5 separate regions of the Homo sapiens genome follow, and regions 1, 3, 4 and 5 are each linked to region 2. The links are chromatin contacts, found by Hi-C or POLR2A ChIA-PET in ENCODE. All regions are on one chromosome and are shown on one strand. The core of a region is the stretch at or near the end of the contact, and the rest is flanking DNA. Distances in the headings are between cores, read along the strand shown.

The links. A loop is a pair of places that touch in the nucleus more often than their neighbours do. ChIA-PET counts read pairs that join two places held with the same protein, here RNA polymerase II (POLR2A). Pooled maps may share reads with other maps.
Region 1: a map with no recorded cell type shows a loop between it and region 2 (5-fold over the local background). The contact joins the promoter of LINC02470 here to the promoter of KLRK1-AS1 in region 2. A Hi-C loop is called at or near these places in 1 of 37 single-sample maps with no recorded cell type and 5 of 50 pooled maps.
Region 3: a loop to region 2 is called in a map of endothelial cell of umbilical vein, with 2.8 times the contacts of the local background. The contact joins the promoter of CLEC12B here to the promoter of KLRK1-AS1 in region 2. A Hi-C loop is called at or near these places in 1 of 168 maps with a recorded cell type or tissue (endothelial cell of umbilical vein).
Region 4: a map of ovary shows a loop between it and region 2 (5-fold over the local background). The contact joins the promoter of CLEC2B here to the promoter of KLRK1-AS1 in region 2. A Hi-C loop is called at or near these places in 4 of 168 maps with a recorded cell type or tissue (CD4-positive, alpha-beta T cell, CD8-positive, alpha-beta T cell, cardiac septum and 1 more), 1 of 37 single-sample maps with no recorded cell type and 15 of 50 pooled maps. POLR2A ChIA-PET finds 5 or more read pairs at or near these places in 1 of 52 experiments (activated naive CD8-positive, alpha-beta T cell).
Region 5: a loop to region 2 is called in a pooled map, with 3 times the contacts of the local background. The contact joins the promoter of CLEC9A here to the promoter of KLRK1-AS1 in region 2. A Hi-C loop is called at or near these places in 1 of 50 pooled maps. POLR2A ChIA-PET finds 5 or more read pairs at or near these places in 2 of 52 experiments (BJ and H1).

The regions. Positions count from the first base shown.
Region 1 is chr12:9,942,099-9,944,798 of GRCh38, reverse strand. It overlaps LINC02470 (long intergenic non-protein coding RNA 2470), which reads left to right and starts at 1,304. Exons shown (of 5, transcript NR_104634.2): 1 at 1,304-1,669; 2 at 2,227-2,310.
Region 2 is chr12:10,362,339-10,365,038 of GRCh38, reverse strand. It overlaps KLRK1-AS1 (KLRK1 antisense RNA 1), which reads right to left and starts at 1,270. Exons shown (of 4, transcript NR_120430.1): 1 at 1,006-1,270. RefSeq lists enhancers at 220-289, 750-799.
Region 3 is chr12:10,009,296-10,011,995 of GRCh38, reverse strand. It overlaps CLEC12B (C-type lectin domain family 12 member B), which reads right to left and starts at 1,369. Exons shown (of 6, transcript NM_001129998.3): 1 at 1,146-1,369. The coding sequence starts at 1,236.
Region 4 is chr12:9,868,104-9,870,803 of GRCh38, reverse strand. CLEC2B (C-type lectin domain family 2 member B) reads left to right here and starts at 1,450. Exons shown (of 5, transcript NM_005127.3): 1 at 1,450-1,599.
Region 5 is chr12:10,029,370-10,032,069 of GRCh38, reverse strand. CLEC9A (C-type lectin domain containing 9A) reads right to left here and starts at 1,388. Exons shown (of 9, transcript NM_207345.4): 1 at 1,098-1,388. LOC102724020 (a long non-coding RNA gene) reads left to right here and starts at 1,447. Exons shown (of 4, transcript NR_169587.1): 1 at 1,447-1,527.

The sequences.
Region 1 (2,700 bases), core at 55-2,554, 420 kb after region 2:
GTGATTAACGACCAACCATGTCACTTTTTTCCAAGTCTGTCAATGATTGATTGGTCACCATGCATCTTTTATCAGTTAATACAGAATAAGATGGAGAGTTATTCTGTATTATTTTGTAAATGTCACATGGGTTTGTCACTGTATGACAAATTCCAAAGGAAATTTGAAACAGGAAGACAAGAAGAGGAAGGTAATTGAAACAGGAAATTGGTTAGTGACACAAAGTGCAGCAAAAAATGATGGCGCTGAAAGGGGAAATAAAATAGAAGAGAAATGAAGTTAGAGAAGCAATAGCTGTTGATAGGGTTATTAATAATTCACCTTTTGAAGAGTCTCTAGATAATGCAACCAGAGGAATTTAGTAAAGGCACACTTATTGACAAAAATAAGGTAAGTGGTTGTGATGAAAAGAATGAAGAGGTCCCAGAGGAAGTTATACGAGCTAAAGTGTTCACATCAAATGAACTCTCAATGTGTTTCCTAACATTTCAAGTGCAAAGAATAGTATATTGGAAGTCTATCCAAATTTAGGAATAAAAAAGCTTGAGAAGGCATCTAAAAGATGCTGGCTCCATATTGTAAGCGATAGAACAACAACAGCACGTACTCAATTCACACTACTCATTTTCTTTTAAGCAAAACACTTGAAACTCAGTGTTTTTAATGTTTTAATTATAGCATACTTTAAAAATATTAATTTTATTGTTGTTTACATTTCCCTATACGTTTATGAGTGACAGTAAAGTAATTTTCAATCAGGAAAAGAGGATAAAGGAAAAATCATACTTTTCCCTATTATTAAAATAGCTTGGTGTGATATCAGCTTGTGCAGTAATTTTTATTATCACACACTACAGTGCAAAATAAAAACTGCCTGTATATGAAACAAGCTTTCATTAGTTCCTATGAAAACATGTAAAAACAATGGCTTTGTTTTCCCACATTTTACTAAACACTCCACAGGTACACTTAGAACACAGTGGTTAAAAATGTAGAACAGAAAAAAGTTATTAAAAACAAGAAAATGGGGGCAGATCCACTTTGTGGCGTGAGAGAATGTGTACACTTTCCAGTGCAGGCAATTTATGTTATATACCTGTGTCCAATCGGAGATTTTTAGGGAGACAATATAAAGAAGCCGGAAAGGGAGGGTATGGGACTCCCCATTCTCTGCTCTGCGTACCAAGCAGGTGGGAGGTGAGGTGCCCATTAGGTTGAATTCTTATCGCTGTGCCCCAGCCAATCGTGGGCTGCGGAAATCATGGGCTGTAGAGTCATCGCTGCCGGGGCAGAGGCACCGTTGGTGCATGCCCGGCTGCCGTTGCTGCCCCTGCCTCGTACAAACGTCAGAGAAGGCACATGACACGCCCCTGGGGGCCATCTGGCCCAAGTCCACCTGCGCGGCTGAGTGGAGGATGCTAGGTTGCTGTGCTGTTTCTCCTACTGTCTTGCTGCCGCACCACCCCTCAGAAAAACCGGGTCGTCAGTTTCCTGCGGTTTGCACTCACCAAATATACTTAGCAATTTGCAATTCACCCGCAGGATTATTCCAGCCTCTGTGATCACACACAGAAGGATGAGCCTTCCTCGTGAGGGTTGGAGATGGAGGGAGAAGGGATGGAGAGTAAGGATGGGACGGAGGTTGTGGAGCAGCAGACCAACACGCCAGGTGGGTGAGGTTGTGTGATTATTCTAGCATCTTTTCTTGATCCTAGCTTGCACCCTTTTAGCATTGGGAGGGAAGGGCAGGGTAGGGGATAGCGACCATAATATAGATCTTAAGTAAAAGCAGTTTTCATTAATAAAACAAAGACTTCAATAATAATGATAATTGGCGATTCCAGCCTCCTCCATCATATTGGAAAAGACAGTATTTCATTAAAAATACTTGGAATTTTCCCTTGGAAAAGGCAGTATTTTATTAAAAGACGCTGCGAGGAAACTGTTGGTTTTCTGTTCTGGAAGCAGGGCAGAAGAATTAGTAACACAGTTCTGCCAAATAGCACAGGAAAGTGGAGCCAAAGCACCTTCGAGGCTCCTGATGTTCAAACGTTAGGTCTTAGTTCCCTTTCTTATTTTTCTAATACATTAATTGCTGAATTGTGAACAGTAGAACACGCGGAAGATAGAGAAAAGAGATAAACATGATGGGTTTTTTGTTGGTTTGCTTGCTTTTTTTCTCTCTGGAACATAAACAATGACATCTGTTTCTCTTTGGTATAATAGAAAGGAAAATAATGATCATCTCAATTTTTATATGTGGAGGCATTGCTTTTCTTCTTTGGGGGATTTTAAGATTTCCCAGAAAATGTAAGTAAACAATTTCTGCTAAAATTATTAAATTAAATTGTTAAAATTATTGTATTATTGATTCAGTTGGATACCAATAACTAGTCTTTCCTTCCTTAATATAGAACAATTTAGAGATAAAAGCATTTTCCAAGACAGTGCATCTAATTGCTCTTCAAACTTAGTCACCTGCTTCACCTTCTAGAATAATCAGTCTTTCAATAAATATGTATCAAGCTTTAGGCACAGTGCTGCCTGCTGATGATATAACAATGAAAAAAAATGGTATTTCTTGCCTGAAAGTAGTTTATCTTTAACTGAATATGGAAGCATGTAAGCAAACAACTGTAACACAAAAGAAATAATTACTAAATAGAACTATGTTGAATTTGAAGCAGGAGAGGAGATTAT
Region 2 (2,700 bases), core at 21-2,520:
CAGTTGGTTTATCTCGGCGTGAGCTGCGAGCATTCTACAATAAACTGCTAGGCAGGGCTGCGTACATTTAGCCATGAGTCAATATAAAGACTAGGTCTGAATGCCCTGGCTGTCCTCCGACCCTAGTCACCACCTTAAAACACACGGCCAATTTCTCTACAGTGCCTTCGGCCAGCCATCTGACACTAAAAGAGGGCTATTGTAATTCACAGTATGTCTTTAACTTTTGAACATCCAGTTTCATCCCACAATCACCTCTAAATCCTTTCTTTAAAATTTTTATCATGCACTCCAAAGGAGTTGGTTTTGACGCTTTCCCTCCCATTTCCTCCCTTGCGGCACACTCTCACTCTCACTCTCACTTTCACTCTCAGGTCCAGCAGACCCGGTCCTATTACAGGAGTTTCGGACACTGCTTAGCCAGGAAGGTGTCTTCCCCTGTCACAGCCTGCTACAGCTGCAAAGCTCGTCCTATCAGCTGTATGCAATGTCCTAGGTCTGATTTCCCCCCACACTCGCCTCAGAGCACACAGCCCGTGCTAAGGGATCTGTGCCTCCCCACGTCACTCCCTGCATTGGCCTCTCCCGAGACCATCGCTTTCACACACTTTCACACACCTTCCTTGCCCCAGGATTCCTCATTGGACGAAATGAGCCTCTCTCATGTCCCGGGTGAGTCTAGTTAGGCTCCCACTTTCACACACATACACCACTCCTACTGCAGGAGTCCTCATCGGATGGAATGAGCCTCTCTCATGACCTGGGTGAGCCTAGTTAGGCTCCCATATTCACACACATACACACACCACTCCCAGTTCCTGTCTCCAGATCCAGTGAACCACTTTCACTTTGTTAGTGGGGACATAAGCTTCATCCAAATTGGCAGGCCACTCCTGCTGCCCCCAGCCACTCTGGGTTGGATTAGTGGTCAGTCCCTGGGAGGTGATCAAGCTCCCCTTTGTCCCTATGGGACGGGCTTTCCTGCCTTGGGCCTATACTCCTTACCACAGTTCCTGAAGTGCTGGTATCGTCCTGCAGCCCCATCCTCGGTTCCATTGCGCTGCCAGGCAGGGTGCTGGGACGTGGGGAGAGCTGGTCTATATATCCGGGTGAAGCTCAGCTGTGGCACACCTTGGATGCCGGGTCTCTCCTGGCCCCGGGGACCTAGTATCGCAGGCAAAGGGGACAGTAAATCTGTCATCTCCAATCCTGATGAGCCCCCAGAAATGTATCGGGATATATAAGGAATCAGAGAGACCAAGGGATTGAGGAGGATATTTATTATTTAGGTGCACTGGTCCACTTGGATTAACATCCAAAGGACTGAGCCCCAAACAAAGAGTCAAGTTACCTTTTAAGCATTTCGTGGGTGGGGGAAGATTTGTGCAGGGGGAAGCGTATAACAGAAGCAAGAAACAAAGACAGTTATTCAATTGAGACATACATGACATCATTTCTTTTCAAGGAAAAACATGTTTTATGACTTGAGTTTATCTGTCTAGTGACCTTGCAGCTGCACAGCTAGAGAAATAGGGTCTTCATAATGCCTGGGAAAGGGAGAGATAAGGCTCACTAGCCACAGAAAACAGGCAGTTAATTTTTAAAGGACTCCGGCTCTTTCTCTTCCTCAGGGGGGAATTGGGTTTTCTTATATACAACTGAGTTTTTGCTTACACATTCTGTAATTTATTTTAATTCCTGTTCCATGCCAGCCACCTATGCTGCTGTTTTCCCCCTCCTTCCCCTTTCCCTAGGGAAGGGACTGGTGGCAGTGGGGCTATTCTTTCTTCCCCCAAGAAGAAAGGAAAGGGGGGTTCTGAATATTTTTCTTACTACTGGGAGTTTGTGTGAGGTTCAACGCCCCCCTCCCATGGGGATTCCTCACCTCTTTCTGAGGTTCAACCCGCCTCATGGGGATTTCTCACCTCTTTCTGAGGTTCAACACCCCTTCTATGGGGATTTCTCACCTATTTTTAACCTCCAAGACATCCCGACTAAGGAATAATCTACTGACCCTGCAGTTTCTCTCTCCTTGGTACGTCCTAACTAAGGAATGCTTTACCGTCCTGTGGCTTTTTTTTTTTTTTTTTTTTTAGTCCCGATCACCAAGGAAATACTTTATTGGCTCCCACAGCTTCTTCTTTCTTGGCCTGTGCACAAAGTTGTCGCCACAGTATGTGAGGATCCTTTAAGCTAGGTTGCTGGCCAGTTTCTTTTTTTTTTTTTTCTCTCTGTGTTGCTGAGAGTCTGGGTTTATTTGTCTCAATTTGTCATTCCTGAGGGCCCCTTCAATGAGGTAGGGGAGTGCACTCCCTCATGAGAGAGGACTGGAGACCACCCCTGGAGGAGAATGTATCCCCATACAGACTGCCACCAAATTGTTTGAAATGCTTGTTCCCCAGTGCCATAAAAAAATAGCACTTGAACATAGATTTATTTAGTGTGGCCATTTTTTTTTTTTACTTCCTGCAGAAAGGGTATACTCATCAGCAGTTTTGCCACGAGTGTACACCAAACAAAGGAGACAGCATCATTTATAACCTGCCGCATCCACCCTACTGCTGTATCCAGTTTCCATTGACTGGAACAGGACCTCACATTCTGTATTTGTCCCGACTGGCTAGCAATTTAGAACTTTTTAAAAGAGGCAAAGGTAGAGGAGAACAAAGGAAGGAGGAAGTAACTTGTGGAATGCTGAGA
Region 3 (2,700 bases), core at 120-2,619, 350 kb after region 2:
TCATATCCCTTGATTTAGGTCCAAATAACATCTAGCGCAATGTTTTAGATACAGCATGACAGACTCTAGGTACACTGTGATATGCACCATATCCACACCTCCTTTTTCCTCACAGGTTAGAATTAGAATTAAAAAGTAAAACAAAACAAGGCAAAAATGTGTAACCACATTTATTAGACATATGCAAAGTCTATTCCCATCGGCTTTTTGTAAATATCCTTCCCTCAAATGTCATGCACCACACAAAATGTAAAGATAAATCTAGAGGGCAGGAGAAAGTAGTTCAGATGACTGACATGATTCAGGAGAACCTGGATAGTTAACATATCTGAAAATAAGAGATGTGGTCTTATATATTAAATCAGAGTCTTGACCATGGAGACTGCTATTTTTCCAATTAGGCATAAGAGAATGAGCTGAAGACCAGCACTGAGACTGGGCTTCCCCACATAGCAGTTGTGTGAGCTTGCTTAAATTATCTAATTTCTCTCACCCTCAGTTTTTTCATCTATGTAATGGAGAAAATACTAATATTCGAATATTATTGTGGATTTTCATTACAATTATATCTGTATATAATGTACATAAAATACTACCCAGATACTATTATTACTGGTTCAACATTACAAATTATGCTCGGATTTCAACTACCCTAAAATTTGAAAAAATACTGACAAAAGAAAAATTAGCTCTGATCTATTTCTAATCCACTCACTCATCTTCCAGTTTTCTCTTAAGTAACTTACATCATCTAAAAGAAAAACGTCCTCTACCTTCTCTATTTTAGAAGCCTCCAATCTGGTTTCTGAAAGAATATCCTCCTGGCATCTCTAACAAGGTATAAATATCAAGGATTATATTCATAAGAAGAAATCTCTAATTCCCCAAGCTCAATTTCTGGCATGTGCAGTCAGAATTTCTCTGACTGTGTGATATCACACAACTTTAAAGAGGTTCTGAAAGCCACATATTTTCACTTCAACCTTGGGAACACTCACTTTTCTAATACATTCCACAACTATTTGTCCCCATTTTGGAGATTTCACAGCACATGTCTTTAACGCCAGTATTAAAGCTGGCACCTCAAAGCATTTAACACCTGTCCACTCCCCCAAGGACACAGCTGGTCTTCTCTGAACTCCTACCTCTTTTTCTTAGGTTATTTCCATCTCGGTTATTCCTTGCTCCAGCAGAATCCTGAAATGTGAGTGTCGCGTAGGTCACTTCTTCAGACATTGTAGAAGAAAACGCTACTTTAAATTATCTAATTAATGTTTCAATATCTTGAGGCCTGGGAACAGCATGTGTTTTTCAAGGCTGGGAGCTTTGATGTAGTCACTCAGCTGACCCAGACACACTCTACTGCCCCTCTGTAAGAGAAGAATGACAATTTGTTTCTCTACAGAGAAAGTGAGAAAAGCCAAATATTCTCCTTAGAGATATTCTCATTAGAATGTTACAGATCTCAAACTGTCTGCTCTGTCAGAACTGTTTCTTGCTGTGCAGCAAAGAAGGGGTGCTTGAGGCAGAGCAGGAGGAACATGAGGGAATTCCCATGATCCTCGGGGTAGAGGATGCTCTGAATGTTTCAGAAAAGAGTCAGGTTGTCTTCTTTACATCTATCTAAGGCTAGCTAATCTGCCTGGAGACATTGGTTCTAGTTTATTCTCAGCCACATTAGATATTAAGCAGAGAGACACACATTAAGACAGAAAGAGCTGTGCCACACACCTGGCTGCTATTATAGAAAATTCAAGCGTGTGTGTGTGTGTGTGTGTGTGTGTGTGTGTGTGTGAGAGAGAGACAGAGAGAGACAGAGAGAGAGAGACAGAGAGAGAGAGACATGGTGTTGGTAATGGAGCATGGAGAAGAAACTGATAGCTACTTAGCTACTTAACGTGAGTATGAATGGGAGTGCCCTCTTCTGGCATGGTTGGGAAAGTTCCTAACAGAACAACAACCATGGGATAATCCTGCAGACAGCAAGGAATACACAGGACAAGATTTTAAAAAGATAACTACCGGAAGTTAATACATCTGTGGTAATTTGTTACAGCAGCAATATGTAGTTAATACAGAACCCAGGAAAATATGGGGGGGGAGCGCTATATATGAGGGACGAAATTAAGGAATCTCCTCTAAAGCTTTCCTTTGGGGAGAGGCAGAATATTAGATAACTGTACTTAGGGGAAGGATTGGGTATGAGTTTTGTGGTTTCAGATGAGTGGGGAGTGATCTAAAACTTCCAAGGTTCATATCTGTGTGGAGATTATCTTAGTCAAAGGTGTCCAGCGTGAGGTGCACTCACCCCACAGCTGTGAAGCAGATGCAGAAAGGCAATGTAAAAACTTTCTCTTTAGGAACGCTGTGCATGATCTCTAAACACCTAAATATACATATGTTACTTGTTCATGTTTTTTGTTTTTTTTTTTTTCAAATTGATGAAATAATCAAAAAAATGTTTGGAGGCTCTAAGTCATATATCAATAAAACTCCACTATCAAAAATATTGAAACAAATAATAAATCTATGCTTATGTTTACTATTCTAGTTGAATTCAGAAAAGGCAGAGACCATTGACATGAGGACCAGTTTAAATAGATGATTACAAAAATAAGAAATTAAGAATGGTTTTCTATCTCTGTTCTGGTCCGTGTCCGGAGTTGGTTCCTGCCGGTGGGTTCCTGGTCTCGCTGACTT
Region 4 (2,700 bases), core at 201-2,700, 490 kb after region 2:
TGATATCCAAGAAGTGGAAAAAGCTCAATGTCATAATGGATACATTTTATTATAAAATAGATAAAAATATTTTATGTCTGTACAATGAAATACTACTCAGTAATAAAAAGAAATTAACTGCTGATCTGTGCAAAAACATGGATAAAACTCAAAAACATTATGCTCAGTGAAAGACATCAGACTTACAAGAATTGCCAACTGTATCATTCTGCTTAACAGGAATTTCTAAAACCAGCAAAGCTCATGTTTATTGACAGTAAGTTGGCTGCTGCCTGGCTTCAGGGGTGAGGATGAACTGCAAAGCAACAGCGGGGAACATTTCCCTGTGTTGAAAATGTTTTATATCTTAACTGTTGTATCTTGACTGTTTTCCTTTTTGGAACAAAACTAAATTTCACTCAACCATACTTGAGTAATCTCTATATTTTTCTATACATGCTTTTCTAATAGTTCTTTGGATACAATCTTTTGTTAACAACAAAGGTAGAATATATTCATTTCCTCATGAATTTTCTGTCTTTTTTTTCTGTCCAAAAATGAAAAGAGCAATTTTGTTATCTGTCCTTTCCTTCTGCCCAGAAATGATTAAACCTGTATTTCTTATTCTCTTCATATTTTCTTTGTTTTAATTCCTTTGTACTACAGTTTCTTCTCTATTCTCATTTGCTTTTCCTCTTCAAGTTTCTCTCTCAGAACAAATGCAGTGTTAATCCCGAAGCCGCTTGCGGGACACTGGCTTCTTCTCCTCAGTTTCCTCCCTAATATATTTGTTGAGGGGTAATACAAAATCACTGGGAAACTGATTAGAGCAGATTTGAAGACAAAATTGTGGCCTGGTAACTTAGCAAAAGCATAATGGTGTCATCTTGTATGCTGATGATAACGTTCTGGGCACTTTGTTACTTTCGTTTTCTTTTTTCCCTCTGTGTGTCTTTGTGTGTGTTTGTGTGTGTGCTCACACCCACACGTGTGACTTTGCACGCATTTGTCTTTGAGAGAGAGATAATAGTTTTTGTTTTTCTTTCAGTAGCCAAAGTTTAAACCATTGCTTTTTCTTTGATTCTATCGCTTTTAAGGTGATCTTTCTTAACACAGGATAAGAAAGCAGTAATGTCCTAAAGAATGCTGTTGAATTAATTAGTATCAGCCTCTCCTACAGTTCTGGAAGGATACGTGGTTAAGTACCACTCCTGGATGAATCAGAAAAACAGCCACTTGAGCAATTTCGTGTTCTGTGGTTCAGATGAGAATCCCAGTTGAGAAAGTAAGAAAATATGTGTTTATTCTTCAGCTTTAAATTGTTATATCACAAACTTCCTTCCTCCTTGGCAAGCTTTCTTTTTTGACGAGAAGAAAATTGTAATAAACAACAGTATGACTAATAGATAGTCACATGGTTACTTCCAGTTTGCAAAATGCTATTTATACTTTGAGTTACTCTTCAAAAGTGGTATACCTCTAGTTTGGAGCTGTGCTGTAAAAACAAGAGTAACATTTTTATATTAAAGTTAAATAAAGTTACAACTTTGAAGAGAGTTTCTGCAAGACATGACACAAAGCTGCTAGCAGAAAATCAAAACGCTGATTAAAAGAAGCACGGTAAGAACATTTTTGTTTGTTTAGAATGACCGTTATTTATTGAAATTGTGATGCAGAATGTTAAAGCCTTCGAGAAAAGAATTAAATTTTGTGGTTTCTTTTGTGAAACTAGAAAATTCCTTCTTATAACAAGATTGAGATTTGCATATGACTGTTTTGTCCTAATAAATTCAGACTTACTTTACATTATTTGAATTACAATGGAGAAGGATTAACCATGACTTAAAACTGCTCAAGATTTAGTTTCATTTTTACTAAGTATTTTATAAAACAAATACTTGAGAAGATGATAGATATGATCCAGATACTCATACAGTTCTCAGAATGCATACATAATATGATAAATTTAGCCAATAGTTCTAATATTTTTAAAGATTGCTTTATTGGATGGTGTAAAGATACTCCGGGCTTTAGGAGTACTTAACGGAAAGAATATATCCCTTTCCTACTCTTACTAAGGAATTGCTAGTACTCCGATATCCATGGAGATGTCTTTACCAACCCTAAGAAGGATAAGGAAAGAAAATGTTCTAAAAAATACACTATGAAACAACCTGGTAACATTGGATTTATTAAATAGCAAGTTCGGAATATATAAGATCCAAGCTACATCTTTGAGATTTCAACAGGGTTTATTTATGTCAAAATATTTGAAAGAGAAAAGGCTGAAACTAAATGCATTCAATACAACGATCTATGATTTAGAGATTTAGGGACTGTGATGAGCTTTAAGCATTTCCCGTTTAACTAAATGTCAACCTACCAGCGTATGCTACGGTCAAAAAAATTATTGCTGTGGTACAATAGAATGCACACTTTATCCTTCCTCCCGTATTTTAACCGGTTTTATAATTCTGCCTAAAGTTAGATAAAACAGGTTTGCGGGGAATGAGATCAATATTTGATGGTAGCATAAAATATCATTTTAATCAAAAGTTTTAAGAAGGCCTTCCAGCCACTAGTAAAACCAGTGTTATTTTCTACTTTCAATCAATTGTATAAATTTATACATTTGTATATAAATACATTATATAATACAATATTATATATCATATTACATATGAATATATTTTAAAAGTTACTGAATAATATATTCAGTAT
Region 5 (2,700 bases), core at 139-2,638, 330 kb after region 2:
ATAGTATACAGTGGTTTCTCATTGTTGTTTTAATTTGCAATTCCCTCCTAAGGTATGACATTGAGCATCTGCAACACTGAACTTAGCTCTCCAAACAAGGCTCAGCCTTGTCTGCATTCCTTTCCCTACCCTCACTTCCCCTTCTACTTGGAATGTTATTTGTAGCATTTGTTTGTCTCCTGTAACCCTGCCAATCCTTCCCAATCCTCAGAGCCTTCACTGACAGCATCGGGCGGCTCACTCGTTCCTGCTGCCATAGTAATTTGTGCGTAACTTTTCTTGAGATTTATCACATCCTGTTATTATATGCTGTTTCTTCTACCGACATTGGTTGCTACTCCCATTTCTCAACCTCCTGGCTTCAAGCAATCCTCCCACCTTGGCCTTCCAAAATGCTGGGATTACAGGTGTAACTAACTGCACCTGGTCTTGCTACTCCCGTTTCTAAATAAAATTTCAATCTGAGTAAAAACTAAAGCCAATTTCTTCCCAAAATGGTGGGGGGCACTGGACACAATATCGAAGACCATTAGCACAATCAGTAGCACCAGACAATGAGTCAGCAGAGTCACTAAAGCCTCAGGCCACGAGTTAGAAGACACTTCACAGATTAAAGGAAATCAACAGAGGAGTAAGAAATAACCAGGGATGGCCTCCTGGAGATTTCGTGTTTGACTCCCTTTCCCTCTCTATCTCTAAAGAGAAAGTGCAGAGGGCATTTTAGACTGAGGGATCAGTAGGAGCAAGAGTAAGGAAGCTACCTGATTTACAGAGGCTGTCTACTGCCTGCAGTATCAGGCCATTGAAATACACTTAACGTCTTTCCACCAGCGGCTCCAGCCTTCCCCTCCACTTGCATCTTCCCTCATCCATCTCTGCAGATGATACATACTCCCACATATCATTCATTATTTCTTAAATATATCAGCTCACACCTTCATATTATTTTACATTTCTTCAGAATCTTTCCTAACCTAGAATGCCCTTTCCCCTTTCTCCTTTAATCATGCCTTTCTTATAAAGTAGGTTCAGATGACCTTCTCTGTCAGCATCATCTGTAATGACATACCTTCCACCCTACTGCCAGTGGTTCTTACCTCTTCTGCAGAGAGTATCATCAGTTTGAATCATTTAGATCTTGGCTAACATGGGAATCTTTACCATTGTGTGGATCAAATACCCAGATCTTGATAAGAAAAATAAAAATGCTATTGTCACATAAATGGCTGGGTTTAATCATCTGTGGGCCTTAGAGTATGTTTTCTTCAGGACAAGGTAGGCCGTTGTGCTTCACAAGAGCTTGCGAGTTATTTGAGAAGAATCAAAACATGTTGCCAGTCTAGCAGAAAAGCATTTCAACTTCACCACAGATTGCCACAGCCGGGTACAAACGGAAGTCCCGCCCCCTTCCAGGTTGTTGGGGTGGGAGCTGCCGGATGAGCTGCTGCGGCCCTCGGGGCGCAGGACCACACCATCTGCGCAGCCTGCACCCTCGCGGCCCGGTAAACTTGACAGTTTCTTATAGAGGTAAGTATAGTATTAACAGACAATCTAGGAACCATAGAAAGTGGAAAACCTGTACACACTGCTGAGACCAGCTCGGTCTGGGAGACCCTAACCCAGAGGCGCTAGAGGAATTAAAGACACACACAGAAATATAGAGGTGTGAAGTGGGAAATGAGGGGTCTCACAGCCTTCACAGCCGAGAGCCCCGAACAGAGATTTACCCACGTATTTATTAGCAGCAAGCCAGTCATTAGCATGGTTTCTGTAGATATTAGGTTAACTGAAAGTATCCCTTATGGGAAACAAAGGGATGGGCCGAATTAAAGAAATAGGTTGGGCTAGTTAACTGCAGCGGGAACATGCCCTTAAGGCATAAATTGCTCATGCTATTGTTTGTGGCTTAAGAATGTCTTTAAGTGGTTTTCCACCCTGGGCGGGCCAGCTGCTCCTTGCCCTCATTCCCGTAAACCCACCACCTTCCAGCATGGGTGTTAGGGCCATCATGAACATGTCACAGTGCTGCAGAGATTTTGTTTATGGCCAGTTTTGGGGCCAGTTTATGGCCGGATTTTGGGGGGCTTGCTCCCAACACACACAAAAACTGGCACACACATTTTCACAGGAGCTTTATTCATAATTGCCAGACATTAGAAGTAATTATGATGTCTTTCAAAAGATGAGTGGATAAACAAACTGTGGTACATTCATGCAATGGAGTATCATTCGACAACAAAATGAAATGTTGTCAAACTATGAAAAACATGGAGGAATCTTAAATGCATATTACTACGTGAAAGAAGCCGGTTTGAAAAGCTATCATATTATCCTAGCTATATGACATTCGAGAAAAACCAAGACAAAGAAAACAAAGAGATCAGTTGTGACCAATGATTCAGGGGAAGAGGAAGATTGATAGGAAGGGGGAAGATTGCTGAGTAGGTAGGGCACAGGGGATTTTTGTCTGCAAAAATGTACACCCATGTACATAAGCAGGGCTCTGAATTTTTTAAACTTTTCAAATTTTGTGGCAGGGCCTATTGAATGGGTTGAGGGAGACCTTCCTGATTGATACCTACTAATGTATATACAAATTTGAGACAGATATTTTGAGGGAGAGTGGAATTCAGGTACAACATACCTATTACCCCAGAAAGGTGTCAAGTGGAAGTAAAAAAAAAAAAAAAGAGGTGTGTG